Regions from separate parts of the Homo sapiens genome. Here region 1 is linked to region 2. A link is a loop called in an ENCODE intact Hi-C map of the cell type or tissue named here. Cell type or tissue: Caco-2. All regions are shown on one strand. Links, peaks and the distances in the headings refer to the core of each region. The heading gives the core; the rest is flanking DNA.

Region 1 (2,928 bases), core at 271-2,770, 470 kb before region 2:
ACAAGGAAAGGAACTGCTTTAGAAACACAGAACCCAGATAGATGGATAAATATTTCAATGCCTTTCCAGAATAGTACTTAAGAAGCAGAGCCCATCTCAGTTTGGGTTTGAGCCCATGGCCTTATGGTTTAAATATAAAATGCATTAAAGCTCTTTATTTAGAGAGTCACGTGCCCTTTTGTGGGAGCAGCCCCAATTCTCCCTCTGACTTTAGTGAGTGTACAATGCAAATAGGTGTTTTGATATTGTCATTAGTATTCATTATTCATGAGGACTTGATCGTGTATTCAAAGTCAGCCAGGAGGGTCATGTGCCCCCTTCAGTGAAAACCTTGACTCTAAGGACAGCACTTTCCTGGTGTACAGTCTTTGGGGGCTCTTGACAGCAAGAAAACCTAAACAGGAGAATCCCACTTAGCATCTGCCCACAGGTAAGGGGCACAGAGAAGGAGATATAGACTTCTAATTTAGCAAAAAGAAGTATGCTGCCATGTGAAAAGTTTCTAAACAGTGACTTCTAAACAATAGGTTGTGACCCATAGATTGGTTGTTAATAATAATAATAACAAAAGCAAGGTAAGAAGAAGAAATAGAACAGAATAACTGGAAAATAGAGTGCTTCATCAGTAGTAAGGGTGAATACTGCTTCCTGAAGCTCTTTTTTTGATTGATGTATCTCCCCTGAGCCCTGGCATACTATTTACTTCTTACTGTTTCTTGCTATTCAAAAAGTTTGCAAGCCTCTAGCCTAAAATGTCTTATTTTCTTAGTACTCAATTTGTTACTTGACTTGGTGTTTGGCTCCCTGTGACTCTCTGAAGTTCTCCTTTCTGTGCCTCCGCTTCCACCTTTGCCAAGTCTAAAATCATGCCATGTAAAAGTTATCAAGAAAACCAATTAAATCATAACTGCCGAAGTGCCTTGTCAAGCTAAACAGTCATGAGAGGTGAAGGATTATTATGAAATAAAACAGAGTGAAGCTGTTTTGAAGGCCATCCTTCTGTGGAATAGCATTGGGTCATTTCGTTCAGAGGCGAAAAGATTCTTAGCAAACATTGGGTCATTTTGTTTAGAGGTGAAAAGATTCTTAGCAAACATTTTGTCCAATCCATTTAGTTTATAGAGGGAAAAGGAGGCTCTGAAAAGTGAGTGGCTCTTCTAAGCTCCCGAAACAGTGGCTGATCTGGGACCCCCTGACCTGTGAATTTGTGGTCCACCCCCATGCTCTGCCACTCCTCCAAGAGCCGTTTTGCTACTTCTTTAAAAAAGGGAGGGTCTTATGAAATTGTATTTACAGAAAATTTACAACTCATGCAAAGCTAAATGGATTTCTTCCCTTTCAAAGTGGTTTCCTGATTGCAATCACATAAATTAAACTCCAGCCCCAAAAAAGTCATTCGAACAGAGTAATGATACATCTCCAAGAAGAGATACAGAGAATTCTTTGAAATTCTCAAGAAATAATGCAATGAGATGCAAAAGGGTAACTATTATTAATCTTCTTCCTGAAGTGTCAATCAGGAAGGTATTTTTAAATTGTATTGGAAAGGAAGAAGAGACAATGTTTCTTCCCATTAATGATCTGAACTGAAAGTAAGGGAGGAACTAAAAAATGTGCAAAATGTCCTCGGGGAAAAAAAGTAGTATAAAACATAGTCTTGGATGATACAGCAAGGTCGTTGCTCAATTTTATGTTGTAACACTATTTTAACTGTCACCAAGGGCTGGGATAGCAAATATTGCATCAACTCTGCAAGGTGTTTCCTGGGTTTTGTGGACAGGGGGGTCGGGGGAGGTGCAATCTCCATTCTTGTGAAGGCCAGATAAAGACTTCTGCTGCAAGCCACTATCTTTTTGTGCTGAAGCTGTAGATAACACAGTTTCACACCCTGCTGCCCAAGTCCTGCTTTCCCAATTTGTAGGTCTTTATTGCAAAAGTCTTTTGTGTTTGTTTTATCAGACACATTTTATCATCCTTCTCCAAACACCCTTTGTCAAAGTCAGCCTTTGAACTTCTTTTGCATATACATAGAATGGGACCAATGATTCAGGATATGTAACAGGCTTATCTTATAATTCTAAAGAAAGAGGAACAGAGCCATTGACCTTTCTTCTATATTTTCTTGGGGCTGGTGTGTCTGTGTGTGTGTGTCTGTGTGTGTGTATGTGTGTGCTAGGGGTAAGATGTACAATCTCATTACCTTTAGAAGATAATGCAATAGATTATCCTATACCAATAATTTATGCCTTTTAGTTTTGCACAAATTAAACCTGAATCTTAAAGTTCAACTTGTCTAGGATTGTACTAAAGGCCGCATTGCAGGTAGGGCTAATTTCGGGGTCTGATCCGTGTGGCTCCCCATGCTCCTGACAGTACACCAGGACCACTCTGTGTTCACTCCCGTGTGCAGTCCCCATGCTCCTGACAGTACACCCGACCCTAAGATTCTTGCTTCGCTTGCCTTTGATATGGTGATCTCTGGAACTGAGTATCAAACCTTGCTTGAGGAATTAAAATGCTTGCTCATATCACTTATATCTTTTAAATGTGGAAAACAGAGAGAATCCACTTGGAGCACATCAGATAGGTTTATTACTTTGTTCCTCCCTTGTCATTTTTTGCATGTCTCACATCAAACCCTCCTCTGCAACAGTGAAAATATAGGATGGGATAGATGAAGAAGGTGGTACTCCTTCCTTCTCTGGGCACAGAGGCAATTTCTCAGTGCAGCTCACATGTGGCTACAAACACAGAGTATCACTTTCTTATACAGACCAGGTCACTGTTCCTCAAAAAAAAAAAAAAAAAAAAGATGGTGTTCTATTTGATAACCTGCACTTCTCCAGAGTGACCTCTTCAGCTGAGTCTGGAAGACTGCCTTAGGCAAGTCCCCCGGGTCTCTGGCTACAGAGGGCCATCCTCCATGAG
Region 2 (2,928 bases), core at 316-2,815:
GTAGAAATAAGATCTCACTATGTTTCCCAGGCTGGTATTGAACTCCTGGCCTCAAGCTCTCCTCCCAGCGCAGTCTCCCAAAGCACTGGAATACAGGTGTAAACCACCACACCTAGCCTATAAGCATTCTTAAATAACTTGAAAGACAGGAGCTAACTAAAAAGCAGACAGAAACGGGGAAATATTCAGCTGAATGCTGGATTATTTTGAATATGCAAAATTTAGCATGGTCTAGCATGGTCAACTCCCAGCAATCATTACGGAACCGGGAAATTGTTTTCCATTTACTTAAGAGATACCTCCATTGATTAAACACATATTACATGTGAAGACTCTTCTGGGCATGCTACTTGTATAACTTTATTTAATCACCAAATCCTCTGAGGTAAATCCTATTATCAAAGGTTGCCAGTTTTAGCAAATAAAAATACAAAATTCCCAGTTAAATTCGAATTTCAGATGAACAGTAAATATTTGTAATATAACTAGGTCCCATGAAATGTTTGAGACACCGCTATGCAAAACATTATTTGCCATTTATCTGAAATACACATTTAACTGGGCATCCTATGTTTTACCTGGCAAAAATATTATTATTATTCCAGTTAAATGATACTTCATCTTCAGGCTACCATGCTGGTCAAACTCTTGTCAGGCATTACTTGGTGTTAGACAAAGGGTACGATAACTGGATGAAGCCAAGTTTCACAGAATCTTCAAGACATTTTTAAGGTGGCTTGCGGGCTTAAAAAATGTGGCACCTATACACCATGGAATACTATGCAGCCATAGAAAAGGATGAGTTCATGTCCTTTGCAGGATATGGATAAAGCTGGAAACCATCATCTTCAGTAAACTAACATAGGAAAACCAAATACCACATATTCTCACTCATAAGTGGGAGTTGAACAATGAAAACACATGGACACAGGGAGGGGAACATCACACACCGGGACCTGTTGCTGGATGAGGGGCTAGGGGAGGGATAACATTAGGAGAAATACCTAATGTAGATGATGGGTTGATGAGTGCAGCAAACCACCATGGCATGTGTATACCTATGTAATAAACCTGCACATTCTGCACATGTATCCCAGAACTTAAAGTATTAAATATATATTAATTATATATATAAATTATATATGTATAATATATATATTATATTTATATATTATATAATATATATATATTTATATCTCTATAAATATATAGAGATATATATATCTCTATATTAATATATATTATATATTATATAATATATAAAAATATATATTTATATATATTAATTTTTATATATATATATATATAAAATCCTTTCCATTGTCTGTCTTCCCAACTCCCAAAGGTAGGCCGAACTGGGGGCTTGGAGAGAGCTTATATCACTTGCCCAAGACCTGTGCTAAGCTGCCTCATGTACCCTTAAAATGAAATATGACATATTATTCTGAGTTTAATACATCTAAAGTCAGGCTACCCTAGCAAAACTTCTTGCTTAAAAATTAACCTGTGAGCACAAAAACATGGCAGAGCTGCGACCTGGTTTAAAAGAGTGATGCCTGAGGAAAGCTAGCAGCAGCTAACATTAAACCCAAGGCCCCCAGCCCAACTCTCTCAGGCCTCTCAAGAAAGATAATTTTTATTTAACTGATATTTGTATTGCATTTATTGTGCTGGGTGTGGCTCTGTATCTTTTATTCTTCTGATCTTCATAAAACCCTACGACGTAGATCCTATTATTATTCCAATGCTACAGAGGAGGAAACTGAGGAATAGAGGGGTTACATAATGTCCCAAGGTCACATAGCTAGTAAATGACAAAGCCAGGATTCAAACCTGGGCAGGCGGGCTCCAGAATTCATGCTCTGAACCACTAAGCAATGTCAACTTGAATTCCATATATTATAAAATTTTGGAAACAGATCAAGAATTCTCTGCATGTATGAAAAAGCACATGATCTATTCATCATTTCCAAAACTATTTTACGAACATCATCTCCTTTGGATCTTAGAGCAACTGGATAAAGGACAGGTAATATAGGTATCATTATTGCTATTTTGCAGACCAGATTAAGAGAGATAAGATTGTGAGCAGTGATGCATGACAAGTTCAACATTAGTAAATTAGTAAACACAGAGTCTTATCTAAACCAGATTCTCTATCCACTTTACCTAGGCTCAATACGGTAAGCAAAAATGGAACTCAGAAAATGCTAAGAATGATTGTCTTGCTCTGATTTAAAAATCTGGATTTTGCAATGCAGGAATATCTTTAAGTTTGGGATTACAAGAAATGTGAGGCAGGGCTGGGCTTGCTGAAGCAGGATACAAGGAAATGAAAACCATCACTCTGAATTGTTTGCTCAGTTGTCTTGGGGTAGCTTGGTAACTATACCAGAATGGGAGGCTTAGGTGTCATTATAAAGGAAATCCCTACTTTGGAAAGTGACACCAAGTGCGGTCATCAACAGAGAGCTAACAGCTTTTTTCTGCCAACTGGAGGACGTCTACTACCAAAACTCTGATCCATGCTTAAAGTGCTTATCAGTGTGCCCGGCGCAGTGGCTCACACCTGTAATCCCAGCACTTTGGGAGACTGAGGCGGGCGGATCACTTGAGGTCAGTGGTTCAAGACCAGCCCGGCCAACATGGAGAAACCCCGTCTCTACTAAAAATACAAACAAATTAGCCAGGCGTGGTGGCAGGTGGCTGTAATCCCAGCTACTCAGAGGCTGAGGCAGGAGAATCGCTGGAACCCGGGAGGCGGAGGTTGCAGTGAGCCAAGATCATGCCAGTGTACTCCAGCCTGGGTGATGAGAGCAAAACTCTGCCTTAAAAAAAAAAAAAAAGTGCTTATCAGTGAAAAAGGTGATTATAGTTGAATGAACACAAAAGTTGAAATCTGGGTACCTCACTTCCCAAAAGTCAGTT

Evidence for each region. Hi-C counts contacts between places; a loop is a spot of excess contacts. Peaks named below come from ENCODE experiments on the same cell type or tissue, not always from the same donor. Only the 100,000 strongest peaks of a DNase experiment are listed, where the experiment ranks them.
Region 1: a loop joins it to region 2, with 15 times the contacts of the local background. A loop is called at or near these places in 10 of 110 quality-filtered maps.

The regions. Positions count from the first base shown.
Region 1 is chr21:34,906,798-34,909,725 of GRCh38, forward strand. The region is part of intron 2 of RUNX1 (RUNX family transcription factor 1); the gene reads right to left. Among named protein-coding and RNA genes, the nearest start is that of RUNX1-AS1, 72 kb to the left of the region's middle. RefSeq lists an enhancer at 1,595-1,889. In Caco-2, for the core only: no CTCF peak of the experiment used is centred there; a DNase peak (open chromatin) is centred at 1,814.
Region 2 is chr21:35,379,710-35,382,637 of GRCh38, forward strand. All of the region lies in intron 2 of LOC100506403 (a long non-coding RNA gene), which reads right to left. Among named protein-coding and RNA genes, the nearest start is that of RUNX1, 330 kb to the left of the region's middle. In Caco-2, for the core only: no CTCF peak of the experiment used is centred there; no DNase peak of the experiment used is centred there.